Linked DNA regions of Mus musculus: all the other regions are linked to region 1. The links are chromatin loops, found by intact Hi-C in ENCODE. Cell type or tissue: left cerebral cortex. All regions are shown on one strand.

What was found. Hi-C counts contacts between places; a loop is a spot of excess contacts. Peaks named below come from ENCODE experiments on the same cell type or tissue, not always from the same donor. Only the 100,000 strongest peaks of a DNase experiment are listed, where the experiment ranks them.
Region 2: a loop joins it to region 1, with 3 times the contacts of the local background. A loop is called at or near these places in 1 of 42 quality-filtered maps.
Region 3: a loop joins it to region 1, with 3 times the contacts of the local background. A loop is called at or near these places in 1 of 42 quality-filtered maps.

What each region holds. Positions count from the first base shown.
Region 1 is chr5:109,557,000-109,561,999 of GRCm38, reverse strand. Crlf2 (cytokine receptor-like factor 2) reads left to right here and starts at 3,007. Exons shown (of 8, transcript NM_016715.4): 1 at 3,007-3,195; 2 at 4,386-4,482; 3 at 4,833-4,999. The coding sequence starts at 3,117. In left cerebral cortex, a CTCF peak has its summit at 2,887; DNase peaks (open chromatin) are centred at 2,632, 3,295, 3,465, 4,675 and 3 more places; H3K4me3 peaks cover 2,482 bases; H3K27ac peaks cover 2,192 bases.
Region 2 is chr5:109,687,799-109,692,798 of GRCm38, reverse strand. It overlaps 5430403G16Rik (RIKEN cDNA 5430403G16 gene), which reads left to right and starts at 1,965. Exons shown (of 4, transcript NM_001378588.1): 1 at 1,965-2,063. The coding sequence starts at 2,061. It also overlaps the pseudogene Vmn2r-ps23. In left cerebral cortex, no CTCF peak of the experiment used is centred here; DNase peaks (open chromatin) are centred at 1,703, 1,922 and 2,617; H3K4me3 peaks cover 1,032 bases.
Region 3 is chr5:108,666,376-108,671,375 of GRCm38, reverse strand. Idua (iduronidase, alpha-L) reads right to left here. Exons shown (of 15, transcript NM_008325.4): 2 at 1,859-2,270; 3 at 1,117-1,257. The coding sequence starts at 2,013. Slc26a1 (solute carrier family 26 (sulfate transporter), member 1) reads left to right here. Exons shown (of 3, transcript NM_174870.4): 3 at 1-1,498. The coding sequence ends at 159. Among named protein-coding and RNA genes, the nearest start is that of Slc26a1, 6.5 kb to the left of the region's middle. In left cerebral cortex, CTCF peaks have their summits at 398 (motif pointing left), 2,318 (motif pointing right) and 3,613 (motif pointing left); DNase peaks (open chromatin) are centred at 387, 1,520 and 2,189; H3K4me3 peaks cover 1,738 bases; H3K27ac peaks cover 2,214 bases.

The sequences.
Region 1 (5,000 bases):
CCTCCCAACACATAATAATCAAAACACCAAATGCACAAAACAAAGATAGAATATTAAAAGTAGTACTACTCCCATTTTTAGATCCTGGATGGTTTTGTTCAATTCCATCACCTGCTTGGTAGTGTTTTCCTGTAACTCTTTAAGGGATTTTTGTGTTTCCTGTTTAAGGGCTTCTAGCTGTTTACCTGAGTTTTCCTGTATTTCTTTAAGGGAGTTATTTATTTCCTTCTTAAAGTCCTCCACCATCATCATGGGAAGTGACTTTAGATCCATATCTTGCTTTTCTGGTGTGATGGTGTATCCAGGACTTGCTATGGTGGGAGAGTTTGGTTCTGATGATGCCAAGTAATGTTGGTTTTTGTTCTTCTGTTCTTATGCTTGCCTTCTGCCATCTGATTATCTCAAGTGCTTGCTGCCCTCAGTATATCTGATTGGAGCCTGTCCTTCCTATAATCCCGGTTGATTCAGGACTCCTCAGAGTCCAGCTTTCTCTATGATTTTGGGCTCCTGTAGACCTGAGATTCTGGGTGTGTCAGAGTTCTTGGCAGTCAAGCTTCCTCTGAGAGCCTGAGATCCTGGTGTGACCAAGCTCCTGTTATCCTGGGATCCTGGAATCCTAAGATCCTGGTCGCGTTACAGTGCCTGGAAGTGGTGTCTCCTCTGGGGACCATAGGGCTGTCTGGTGTGTTTGAAACCAAGGTATACCAGCACCTATCAGAAGGAACCCGACCGCTGGTCAGTCAGGGCTCCTGTGTCCTTGCTCCTGCTGTCACAGGCCCATCAAGATTGTTTTGGAACATGCTACATCCACTCCAGTGAAGTCTGCATGACAGGCCTAAAAGCCTGGAAGCAGTCATGAGGCAAAGAGTTTTACGGAAACTTAGCCTCCTGGAACCTTGGCATTCCCATAGCACATACACTCAAAACCTGTCCCCGAGTTAGTCTGGTGTATGGATCCCTGTGCTTTCTTTCTGTATTGTTTTAAGTGCCTTTAAGGATTGATTTTGACATATAGATAAGCCTCTACCAGTGTTCCAATGTCCTAGAAAGTCCTTGAAGCCTACCCTGAGCTTGCAATTCAGTAAGAATGTTTCCTATTCAGTAACATTCAAATTTACCTCTAGTAGAGACAGTGAAAATAATCAGGCATTACTATTTACTAGAACAGAGCTAGAAAAGCTCAAGGCTAGTCTGCATAGTAATTACTTAAAACAATAGCCAAGTCACATCCATAAACAGGAATACACAATGGCCTAGGAAATAGGTGGGTTGCGGTATTATTCATGAAAGGGTTAGTAAAATGGAATTCCCCTGGTGCAAGTTGTTCACTAGGCCCAGAGGAATAGGATAATCAGGTATTTACTAAAGGAGCCCTGGTGGTGGGTTTAACAATAGACTAGCATTGCATCAGAGCATTCACCTGGCTCCTGTGTTTAGCTGATCTTAATTAGGGTTGTTCCTATTCTCAGTTGTAAACACTGCCTGGCTCCCGCCATCTTTTTATGTATGCATTTTCTTTGTTTTGTGTTAAGAAACAGTGTACCTTGATGAATGTATCCATCAGCTTTCTTGTTTTTCTTCTGTATTATAAGACTGGTGCTGAGCGTGGTGGCACACGCCTCTAATCCCAGCACTGGGGAGGCAGAGGCAGGTGGATTTCTGAGTTTGAGGCCAGCTTGGTCTACAAAGTGAGTTCCAGGACAGCCAGGGCTATACAAAGAAACCCTGTCTCGAAAAAAAATCAAAAAACAAAAACCAACCAAACAAAAAGACTGGTGCTTGCTTTGAGAAAATAATCCAGATACACACTCCCTTGTGTCCATATTTATTTGTTATCCATGCCAACTCCTTGCTTGCCTGTAAGTACTGGAACCTCGTTCCCTGCAGATCGATGACCCAATTGAGGTTTGTCTGCAGCAGGAACAGATGTTTTGTTCCACTCACCAGTGATCCTAAGATTGTGTGGAGAGTCCTCTGGGGACCATGGGACCGTCTGCAGAGTTTGTGCACAAGGTGACCCGGAGCTGGTGCCGACTGGAAGGGCTGCAGTGCCCTTTCTTTTTTCTTTCTTTCTTTCTTTTCTTTCTTTTTTTTTTTTTTTTTTTGGTTTTTTGAGACAGGGTTTCTCTGTGTAGCCCTGGCTGTCCTGGAACTCACTTTGTAGACCAGGCTGGCCTCAAAATCACAAGAACAACGCACCTAGAGGTGTCACTGTTCACAGAAAGTAGGGTAACCTTATATTAATCATTAATTAAGTACATGGCTTACTCACAAAACCACAGGTCAATATGATGGTAGCCATTTCTCAATTGAGATCCCCGGTTCTCAACATCTTCAGGTTTGTGTCCTTATGAATGAAACCATTTTCCACCAAACTTTAGTAATTGGTGTAACAATGCACAGTGCTGCCCTGTTTGTAAGTTCAAATTTGTATATTACTTAAAATCTTTGTATGATTAAGTACGACTTTTGTTAAGACAAAGAAAAAGATATGTTCACTATTATCTAATATTTACATACCATTTAAGTTTCAACAAAGCGATTTACTTTTGTGCTGGGCCACCTAGAGACTGGGAAAGGGAGAAGCAGAAGTGACCTGGAACAGAAAGTCACACGATGGCCAGCCACCTCCATCTTGGTGAGGTCAATGTGCAACCAAATGACAGAACAAAGAAGTAGAGAGGAACAGACATATGGGAGCAACACCTCCCTTCTGTTTTTGGATAAAAGACACACAATTTTTATTATTTACAAGTAAGCCTTAAAAAGCACCACAAGAGCCGGGCAGATTAGATGGGCGGGGGCGGGGCCTTGGAGGTTTGGGGGCGGGGACAGGCCGCGAGGGGCGTGGTCGGGGCGCACGCGGAGTCCACCCCCCCCCCCCCGCCCCCCCCCCGCTTCCCCCTATCCGGGTGATTGATGGGAAGAGGAAGCCGGGCCACGCCCATGTCGGTGAGTCGCCGCATCCGTTTATTGCCGTGGCCCCGCCCCGTCGCCCCAACCCCCGCCCCCGGCTTCCCGTTTTCGGCTCTAAGCGGCCTGGGCGCCCTCGACTCGGACCGGCTCGGACCGAACCAGCTGTCAATCACTGCAGCGTCCGCGGCCCCGCCGGCGACATGGCATGGGCACTCGCGGTCATCCTCCTGCCTCGGCTCCTTGCGGCGGCAGCGGCGGCGGCGGCGGTGACGTCACGGGGTGAGGAGTGAGCGGGGGCGGGGCTGCCTGTCAATCGCCGCGGTGGGCGGGGCCCGAGCAAGAGCTACCAAGTTGCTTTTCGTCCCATCATTGCTTTTCGTCCCATCATGAATATGCAAATAAGGCCTCTGGCCCTCCTAAGGGCGATCGGATAGCGCTTCGTTTGCATATTCATTTTGATCTTTGCGTATGCATGAGCCCCGCCCTCCCCCCCTACGCTCGGCGCTTTCTCCTCAGTAATATGCAAATGAGACCTAAACCCCGCCTTGACCTCATTAGCATAGTGCTGCCGCCACAATCTCGCTCCTCCTCCTGAATATGCAAATAAGGCCTCTGGGCCGCTCCTTCTTTGCATATTCATATACAGCTTTCCCGCTTATATGCAAATAACGCTTCGCCCCTACCGAGTTCTCACTCATCGCTTCTCATTTGCATATCCATCGGGAGATACACATATTCATGAGCGATGTATTTCTGTCTTCCATCCCCTCATGAATATAGAATTGATGCCCTGTCCATATGGATCACTATGCATTTGCATATTTTCCCCACGATTTACATATGCACAAGCCTCAACGTCTTGCTCCAACGTCCCTGATCATGAATATGCAGATGAGACCTCAGATCTCCGAAATTGAATCTGCCCGCTCCTCATCATATACTGCTATTCTCATATGCACCAGCCACAAAGTCTTCCATCCTTTTCCCCTCATGAATATGCAAAGAATGCTTCCCCAGTCCATCTCCACTCTGGTTCACTGCCTGCTCATTTGTGTATCCATTGGTCGCTTTGCATAGTGGTGAGCCCCGCTTCCCTACCGCTTTCTTTGCGATCATGTATATTCAAATGAGGCTCCGACTTGCTAGCTGCTCATTTGCATATTCGAGAAGCGCTTTCCATATTCATGAGCCCCCAATCCTTTTCCTTTTCTCTGTTTGTGAATATGCAAATGAGGTGTCGCCCACCGCTACAGTTCTTGGGCCTCTCGTTTACATATTCATTCCCTATATTTGCGTACGAGCCAGAATGTCTTCCTCTGTCTTCCCCTGCCTAGTGCATATGCAAATGAGGCCCGGCCTGCTCCCAGCGCCCTAGCCAAGGGTCTGAGTCAGGGAAATGGCTGCGATGGCTCTTCTGGAACGCGCTGACGTCACGGGCTGCTCCCCTGATCCCCGCCCTGCCCCCGCAGGTGATGTCACAGTCGTCTGCCATGACCTGGAGACGGTGGAGGTCACGTGGGGCTCGGGCCCCGACCACCACGGCGCCAACTTGAGCCTGGAGTTCCGGTGAGTGAAGGGGGGCGGGGCAGAACTTCTGGTCTGTGACTTCCTGTCGGAATCATTGAATGATATATGGGAGGGGGCGGGATTTCCTCTCATTCCTCTTCACTCACTTGCTGTTCATTCTTTTAAACGCCTGAAAGAGTGGGCGGGACTTCCTGTCTAATTAATGATTGACAAATGATTAGGGACGGTACTTCCTTTCAGACTCTGATGAATGACAGGAAGGAGCGGTACTTCCTTTCTGCCCATCACTTTCTGTTTGAGGTGTTGAAATTCAGATGCTCGTGGGCGGGACTTCTGGTCCATCACTTCCCATCCAGCTGATCCTTCCCCCTTAATCCCCGACTCTGCAGTTATGGCACTGGCGCCCTGCAACCCTGCCCGCGATATTTCCTGTCCGGCGCTGGTGTCACTTCCGGGTGCATCCTCCCCGCGGCGAGGGCGGGGCTGCTGGAGCTGGCACTGCGCGACGGAGGCGGGGCCATGGTGTTTAAGGCTAGGCAGCGCGCGTCCGCCTGGCG
Region 2 (5,000 bases), 130 kb before region 1:
TTATCACCTCAAAAAAATCCAGATTAAAGAAGGGTTTTCACAGTTCGAAAGCTATAAACAAAACAAAACCAAACCAAACAAAAAAACCCACCCCAGTACCCAAACTCTTTCAGGTTTAGTTAATTCCACATGTAGTCAGTTTGACTATAGGAAAAGCCTCAATGAAAGAATGGAGACAGATGTCCCCCCCACCCCCACCCCCGTGGTCAGCAAGGTGAGAATAGGAGTCAATTCCAAGGCAGTGATTTCCTTCAAGAAAGGAAGCACTGGGATTTTATTGAGGGAGTCTGGATACGTTCACATCTAGGTTTCCTACTCCTACACGTGCTAAGTTAGCCATCGTTGGACTAGTTGGACTACAGCCTGTGAAATATTCCAATAAATCCACTTTGTACATACCTAGATTCCTCCTATCAGGTCTGTTCATCTAGAGAACCTTCACTAATACAGTTCTATGTGCGAATGTGTGTTCAGCTTCCCACGGAGGAAGGTGTGCTGGCTAACAGCAGTGCTCCACAGGGTTTGTCATCTGGTTCCTGTTTGTCTCCCAGGGTTCACATACCTACCAGCTGAAAACTAGCTGCACTTTACCTAAGCCCAGCGTGAAGGACTCAACTGAAGTGAAATTAGAGTATTTTCCGGTTATTAGGGGTAGCTCTCTAGAGGATTCACTGATCCCAAGGCAGCAGAGAGTTCACTGGTCCCAAGGAGGTCAGAGAAGTTATGGGATGGGAGAATAAGGAGCAGAGGTGGGGAGAAAAAGCCAGCAAGGCAAGCTGGGAGAGAAAAATGCAGGGGAGTAGGGATTGGGAGGGGAAGTGGAGGGAGAAGGAGGGAGAAAGACTGGAGAGGGAAGAAAGGGGAGAGAGATGGAGACAGAGAAACAGAGACACAAAGAGTACAAAATGTCTGGATTATATAGGAAGGGCTTCTAGGAAGGGAAAGCCTGGCCGCTGGGCTGGGAGTTCAAGGTACAAGGTGGGGTCTGTCAACCTTGCCCTGTAACAGGTGGAGACTGAGGAGTGCTGGGAGAACCTGGAGGCCCAGCTCTAACCTTCCCAGCCTTGCGCAGACTAAGCAGACCTTGAACATTCGCCATGACAACCCAGGACAGAGACATCTGTCTTTGTTGAGGTGCAGGTTCTCATGGGAACTTAGCTGTTTTGGCTGCCTGCACTGACATTGCTCTACAACATACTGCAGCTGAAGAGGGGGATGGATTTTGTAGGTTTTCCCTTTATAAACGCAAACCTTATTATTAAATTTTGAGCCTTGATCAGAACCTTTGCTTGGCTTCATTCTTCTCTCACCCCAATACCTATTCATTTCCACAGGTTTCAGGTAAACCCAGTTTGCCCATGGCAGGTGGATGGCTCCTTTGGTATGTTAATAATATGCAGATCAGCCTCTGTTCCTGGGTCTCAATCCCAACAGCAAGAATACAGAACTATTCTTTGCCCATGACACAATTTAATTGTTAATATTCTGGGCACCTTTTCGCTTGTGGGACAGATTGATAAATCCCCTGCAGGTTGAGTAATGAATGGGCTATGCAAGCTCCCTACCTTGATTTAAGGAGGAAGAAGGCAAACAACCTAGTGAGTGAGGGAAGCTCTGGCTGACATCAGGCCCTGGCGATCACAGGGTTACTGCCTACCTAGGGGAGGAGCCAGCGGCAGAGTAGTGGCAGGGGACTGATGGTTCCTCCATGGGGCTGCGCGGGGAGACAGATCGGTAGCCTATTGGAGGATCGACACAAATACTACAGAATTGGAAATCCCTGCAGGTCTGGACTTGCAGCTTGTTGGGCTGAGAACCTCTACACCGCGTACCTTCAGCACACTCTAACCCTAAGGGAGGTGCTCCAGTCACTCAAGACTTGTTGGCCAATCAGAGTCTCTCGGCGGACCTGCAAATCAAAAGGAAGGCGGGTTTTTCCGGGTGCATTGGAGCCTGTTTCGCTTAGTTGCTGAGCCTACTTGATTGGTCCCCTGTTCTGTGCTCTCCGTCCTGAGGCTGAATGCTGTTTAGGGTGCTCAGGCAAGCTCCGAAGTTGCGACATGGTGAGCACAGGGTCACTGAAAACAATGGGGAGAAGCAGCGCGAGCTGCTAGTGTGGGTCTTTCCCTGCGCTGCGTGGGAATCCGCGGCCACCTGTGAGGTCCCCTGTGGTCCTAGCCACTCGCGGGTCCCAGCTGTAGCGTCTGAATAACTTCCCCGTGGGGGCTGCATCTGTGCTGAGCATTTGGCTTGTGTGTAGAGAGATCTTTGGCGTGATCCCATACTCAGAGAGTCCAACTTTCTACAAGTTCTGTTCTTAGCACTTGAGATTAAGGTGGACAATCCATTTGGAGTTCATTTTGTGGAGGTTGTAAAAGGCATCTCTTGTGCTGGGTAGCAATTCAATGTCAAGCTGTGATGTTAAAGAGTAGAATTGATGATGTAAAGGATTTAGTAAAGCTTAGGAAATAGTAAGGCACACCAAGTAGAATTTAGCTGAGGGAGGACTGCCTCACACCTCACAGATAAGTACTATGCCAACCAGGGCAGTTAGAGGTTAGGATGCTAGGATACACATGCTTGTTCACCAGCATTGTCCAGAAATCATAACAAAGGAAACAAACGATTTATAATCTGCCACTAGGCCCATCTCCTTATCAAAGAGCAGGCCTCTAACTAGCAGCTCAATGGGGCATTACAGGATCATAACCAACAGCAAGGCCTCTTGTGCCATAAGGTTCAGTTTTCTTCTTGAGAAAAACATAGTTCTGCCACACTGGCTAGATGGCATCTAGTGACAACCATTTGAAAACTTAAAAGAACAAAACAAAAAGCCCACAACCATTGCATTGAGTGCAGGCCTGATCCAGCTACACTTTCCCTGAGGTCCCCATGTCTGGAGCAGGCCACAGCTCCTTCTGAAACCCAACAACATGCTTGGCAGAGCCATTCACAGCCTGGGCCTAGTCCTTGGGAGCTTTCCCTGAGGCCCTGGGTATAGAGAAAACAGGGCTCCTTGACTTCGTTTTTTTTTTGTTTTTTGTTTTTTTTTTTGTTTTGTAGAACATTTTCAATATTTTCAATTGTTAATATTTTTAAAAGAGAATAATTATTTTAAGATATACTTCACTGTTATATCCTCCTTTTCATTTCTGATTTTATTAATTAGGATACTGTCTCTGTGTCCTCTGGTTAGTCTGGTTTATCTAGTTGATTTTCTCAAAGAAACAGCTCCTGGTCTTGTTGATTCTGTATATAGTTATTTTTCTTTCTACTGCTTGATTTCACCCCGGAGTCTGATTCTTTCCTGACATCTCCTCCTCTTGGGTGCATTTGCAGAGCTCCTTCTCTAAATTCAGGAATGTGCCTGGGAGCTGGTAATGGTCTGGGGCAGGGCCTTTGGGAGGGGTTGAATCAGATTCTGAGAGCACAACTTCCCACCATATGGGGCTGTGGTTATCAGTTCCAAGGCCACTAGAGGCTTGGTCAGAAATGTTTTTTAGAAACACTGAGTTGTCCCTTGTGCAGCAGTGTTTGATTAGCTTTCTCCTGAGTGTGTCCAATTGTCTGATGTTTCTGTGGACTTCATACTTTCTTCATCTTTCTGCTGACTTCAGAGGTGTCTCCCATCTCCTTCCTTTTCCCTCATGTCAATCGTGTACAAGATGGTATTCTTAAGAAGCTGACTTAGCATAAGCCATAGCTTGTGTAAGACCTCCCCACCCCAGCTTTTATACTCTCTACCTTTTCCTTTTCCGATGTTTTTCATCATCTGGAACCTTCCACTTAGGACGCTGTCACTAACCTGCTGTGTTAGGGCACTGGTGTCCTTAAGAAATGATCCTGGAATATGCTTGCTGTGCAAATTTCCCATGTGTCTTAGTGGCTAGACTTGCAGTCTCCAGTCTGTATTTAAGTTGTTCAAAACTTAACCTGGAACCTGAACCTAGAAGAGACTTAAGGGTGGCAGCATATGTGGAAGGCAAAATCCATCCTAGTCTGGTTCCTCTTTACCCTTAATCAGTGTAGCTGGTCTTTGCTACTTTATGGTTTCTTCTTTTTCCCCTCCCTTAATCCCCTTCCGTGACCCCCCCGCAACTGTTTCACCCCTTAACAGCAGACAGGAGAGAAACAGGGATGGAGGAGAAAGAGGTCCTTGAGTCGAGTTTCTGTCCTTGTACTGGATCCCCCAGCATGAGTCAAACAGTCTCTGATGAGGGAGCAAGGAACAAAATAGGAGGTAGAAGGAAGATGCAAAGCCAAGAATTAGATTTGGGAGAACTGCTGGTTAATACTTCAGCAGGAGCACCAGCAGCAACCACCAGCCTTGAGTTTATTTTTCATAGTCTTTTTATACCCCACAGAACCTTGGAAAGCAAAGCCACAAGCTAACAGAAACAATCTCCCGAAATATACACAGACTATCGGTTCTTTTCCAGAGGCACCTCCCTTGAGCCTCAGGTATACCTCCTCTTATCATTCCATGACTCATCAGACTGGGAAATCTGCCAACAGACCCTGACCCACCTTGACTGCCTGGGTACAAACAAAGAGTAGGGTCAGTTTTAAGGCATAAACAAAGTAGAAATGTAAGAAAAAGGGTGTAAACAAAGTTCCCCGGTTGCTGTATTCAGAGTCTTATCAAGATGATCAAGGTATGACAAGATATGAGGAACACATTCCTCAGCTGTACTTTTTTTGAGCTTACTTCCTTGACCTAGCCCAGTGTCAAATATTCTTGCCATTTTTTCCTAGAAGCGGTCCCAAGAACTCTCCCCACCTGGGAGAGTAGAAGATTCTAATAAAATACAAACTTACTATACTAGGGCTCTGTCTGCCCCTAGGGTGGGCTGGAAGGGGAGAGCTGGAAGGCCTGTGCTGTCTGAGTCATTTCATCTCTACTTCTCCAGTAGGAGAGCTGCTACTGTCTTCTGGGCAGCCTAGCAATCAGGAGGAGTAGCTTGCAGGTTCTTTCCATAATTCTCCTCTGATGCAGTTCA
Region 3 (5,000 bases), 890 kb after region 1:
TGCTGCAGTCCCTCGGTGAGAGACACGTTGAGAAAAGGGGGCTTCCTTGGGGAAGAACAGGGAGCTGAAAATGAGCTGCTATTCCCCAGTGTGCACAGTGCTGTGGAGGCTGCATGTGCCCGCCGTGAGGAGCTGCTGGCTGCTGACTCTGCCCTCTAGCAGGGCCCTCAAGAGCCCACACCTGTGTTCACAAGCCAGTGCTCTGTAGGAGTGGTGTGAATGATAAAGTCATTAGAGATATACCCTTGGACCACCTTTGCCCTGGAGAAGCCAGGGAACTCCAACTAAGGAAAGGAAAGTGCAGCACCCTTAATACATTCAAGGATTCCAAACCAAGGGTTCAGTGATCTAGACTCTCTACCTCTGAGTCCACTGCTGCCCCCTGGTGCCTGTTCAACCAGGGTAGCTGTACCCACACACATGATCCCTCAGCCCACACAGTGCCCAGTTTGATATACTATGTTGTCATCTTATCTGAAACAGAATCCTGCAAATTATATGACCTCCAAGATGCCAAAAGGACACTTTCCCATTCCCTGTACCACCAGGTACCAGATATGAGCTGGATATATGGCCAAGCCTCAAGGGTCTGAATTTCTGAAAGGCCTCCTCATGCCAGGTGCTCATCTTGACTGGACCCTTGCAAAGGCAGCCACCTGCTCCAGAGCCACAGTCCAGTGTCACTTTCTAAGGCAATGTGACTTATATAACCTCAACCTGACCTTGGGGCACAATGTCTCTATACAGCTTATACTGGTAACCACAATGTGGTATATGTATGGTACAAAGCCAGACACAGTAGACCCTAACCCCATTCAGTACTTCTAAAAAAAAACAAAAAACAAAACATCAGGAGGAAACCACCTGTGCTCCATCCAGGGTCTGCCTTTGGCATAGCCAAGCAGACATTCTCCTCTTCTGCCCAACAGGATGCTCTAACAGGAAGCACAGCCCCAGCCCTATGCCCTACCATGACCCCCCCCACCCCCGCGACCCCCACAGCCCAGCACTGTGTCCCACAGCTGGCCCCGACAAGGTCAGATCCACCACCTCAGCATCTCTGTAAAACAAGCTCTGACCAGCAACTCCCAGGGTACCCACTTCCGCATCACCCACCTGGCTGTGATGAGATCCAGCAGCCAGTGTATCCGGACCTGCTCAATGCCACTGTGAGGTACGGCACCTATGTAGGCAAGGTTCAGTTGCTGGTCCCAACTAAGGTCGTACTGGTCAGCCTGGTCGTGAGGCAGTGGGGGGCTAGGGACAGGACAAAGAAGTGAAGTGTTTGTCCTAAACAGGGGCCTGCAGCATACCCGATTTTGTACATGTATTACCTAACTGCCTAGACCCTTGTGGATGAATTATGTGTCTCCAGAGTGTACGATAAAATAGCCCATTCACCAGAATGTTCTACAGTCTTGCTTGGGGGCAGGGTGAGGGGAGCTCCCACAGGACACAGAACCGTATTCTAAATAGAGCATCTGCCTGCCATAAAAAATGGATTTGAGTATTTCTAGAAAAACTTGGGGCACACTCATAAACCGGGACAGGTCTTGATACTTTGGGAGACTCCTAGGCTCTGCCAAAGCACCAATCATGAACCTATAGCCTGAGTACTGCGCTCCTGATTCCTGGGGGCCACTTAGGGAGAGGCTCTGGCATTTGAGGGACCCACTAAGCTAGAAAACCCACGCCACAATCCAGAAACTGACTAGCTTGAGAAGGTGGGCCCTAAAGGGGTTTGCTCTTCGCTTCTGAGTGTCCAGGAGTGATGGGCAGAGAGCCCAAAGCTGTAATGGGGGGAACCCAGAGGATAGAGCAAGGGGCGCTCCTGGACTTGATAAGTGGTGGGCCTCACCAGAAGCCGGTGCTCCTCCAGAAGGGCAACAGAGGCCTCAGCGGGCGGGCTGCGTCCACACGCACCAGGTACGGTGACTCAGCCAGCGCCAAGGGCGCGGCCAAGAACGCAGCAAAAAACGTCAGCATAGCTGAGGAGGGACGCGGGGGTCGCATGGTTGGGATATCCAGGTGCCCCTAAACAGCAAGCTTTTTAGGCGGCGGTCGCAGTGTTCCGCCTCTGCGTAACGCCCCACGTGACCTCTCGCCAGGCCGGGACAAAAAGGAACCCAGTCACGCGCCGCCCCGTGCTGGCGAGTTCCGCTGCGTCCCAGGCGCTCCAAAAATGGAACCAACATTAGCAGTGCTTGGGTGTCTCAGAGCGGCCATTATTCTTGCGGCTGTCTCGGTCTCGCTGGAGGCCTGTAGGTGCTCTGAAAAACAAATCAGGCACTACTGAGTGTCGTGGGGTGAAAGTGGAGAAATGTATCAGAAGATGGCGCTGTGGGACTGCTCCAAGGATTAGATTTGGGGGAGAAAGTCAAGGTGCTTTGGCAGAGCTTTTCCGAAATGGGACTGCTCTCATTCTGGACGGATGAGACGTTCCGAAATCCAAGTGACTCCTTGTAGTGGGCAACCAAAATATCAGTCCTGAACATCTGTGAAAGGCAGGGTCAGTAGTGCAAATCTTTAAGATTTGAATTGTGCACACACAATGAGCAGGATATTAGCAACGATGGAACAGAATTAGCTGTCACTTTTGGTAGCACAAGCCTTTAACCTCTGCAGTTCCAAACAATCGAGTTTCACAACCCATGAAAAGCACCTTTCTCATGCAAATCTCTCCTGACACCAAGGAAGAAACCCTTCTCTAGTGTTCATAGTTCCTGAGGTCCTCAGGAAAGCTGGTAAAAGGAAGGTTTTTAGGTGGAGAAATGAAAACTATGCCACAACCTCGTGCAAGGATCAGAAAGTCAGGAGCCCATGTGATGCTTCTGTAGTGACTGAAATACAAAGTTTGGTGTCCATAGACAGCAACTAGATACTACCTGGTTGGGTGCTCTGTTCTGTATGAAGACTAATGTAGGCAGAGTCTCAATATGTTGTCCTCATTCACTTGGGACTTGCTGTATAGACCAGTCTAGCCTGAAACTCACAGACATCTTCCTGTCTCTGCCTCCTGAGCGCTGAAACTAAAGGCATGGGCTACCATGTCTAGTCCCATTGTCATTATTATTATTATTATTATTATTATTATTATGGATTTTTAGACAAGGTTTATCTGTGTAACTCTGGCTGTCCTAGAACTCAATCTGTAGACCAGGCTGACTTCACACTCAGAGCTCTCGCCACTGCTAGGTGCTGGAATTAAAGGCATGTGCCACCATACCTAGCTGCCTATATTCTATTTTATGTGTATTTGTGAATGCCTGAATGTATATATGTGTATCATGTGCCTGCCTGGTGCTCATGAAGACTAGAAGAGGGTATCAGATCCCCTGGAACTAGAGTTACAAGCGGTTGTGAGCCACTGTCTATGACCTGAATCTGGGTCTTTGTAACAACAGCAGGTTCTCTTAACCATTGAGACATTTTCAAGTTCTTGAAAATCTTCAAAAGTAAAATCATAAAAATGTTAAAGAAGGGCTGATGAGATGGCTCGGCGGTTAAGGGCACTGACTGCTCTTCCAGAGGTCCTGAGTTCAAATCCCAGCAACCACATGGTGGCTCACAACCATCAGTAATGAGATCTGACGCCCTCTTCTGGTGTGTCTGAAGACAGCTACAGTGTACTTAGAACAATAAATAAATCTTTTTTAAAAAATGTTAAAGAAAATGTAAAAACTATAATTTATATTGGAATGTTTTATGGTATGTAAATCATAAAGATGGCAGAACCTTAATGGATTAGATTAGCTACAAATTAGACTTATCTGAAGACAGAAATAAGGAACTGGAAGATAGATTTGGGGGACAATCCACAGTGACAGAAAAAAAAAAATAACAGAAACCACAGGACAGACATGAGACAAGGTCTAACAGTATAATTGAATTTGCAGCTGAAAATAAGAAGGGGAGTAGAGCAGAAATAGCATTTGAAGGGGCCACCGTGATAACCTTCTGAAAGTAAATTTTAAAAATTTGAGGCCAAGAACGTGGCTGAGTTAGTCAAGTGACCTGAATTTGAACCCTAGTGGAAAGGCTGGACGTGGTAGCAACACTAGTAACCCCAGCCCTGGGGAGAGGGAAACACGAGGCTCTCTGGGGACTTGCTGGCTAGCTAGTCTAGCAGAATCTCAGAGCTCTGGGTTTACTAAAAGAAAGACCTTGTCTCAAAAAGCAGGTGGATCTTGCGAGGGAGCAGACATGAACACCTGCTGCCAAGCCTAGTGACGTGAGTTCAATCTCTGGAATCTACATGGTAGAAGGAGAGAACTGACTCTTTCCTGTAAGTTGTCCTCTGACCCCTAGATGCTTGCTATGGTACTCAAGCACTCCTACACATCCATAACAAATAAACAAAATATTAAAGAACTCAAAGATGGAGGGCAATTGAAGAAGACACCCAATGTTGATCTCATCTCCATGAACACACACACACACACACACACACACACACACAAGCACGCAATCAAGCTCTCCGATATTTTTAAAAATCACTGTATGGACTGGAGAGACATCTCATCAGTTATGAGCACTGACTGCTTTTCCAGCGGTTCAAAGCCCAGCATTCGCACAGTGGCCCACAACTATTTGTAACTACAGTTCCAGGGGACCCAACACCTTCTTCTGGCCTCCACAGACACTGCACACATGTGGTGTACAGACATACATAGAGGCAAAATAAACATTAAAAAATTAAAAAGTACTATAAATAGCCCATGGAGGTACATGTCTATAATCTTAGCACTCAGCAGCCTAAAGCAGAAGAATCATATTTTAAGACAGACTAGACTAAATAACAAGACCTTGTCTCAAAAAGTCATGAGCTGGGTATGGAGTCCAGTGGTACAGTTCTTGCCTAGTATGTGCAAGGCCATATGCAGACCCCCCAGCACTGAAAAAAAATTATTGGGAGCTATAAAGACCAAGAGGGAAAAGACAAAATGAAACAAGCAACAAAAAGATACTGGAAGCAATCAAACGGAAATGACCCATTGCTT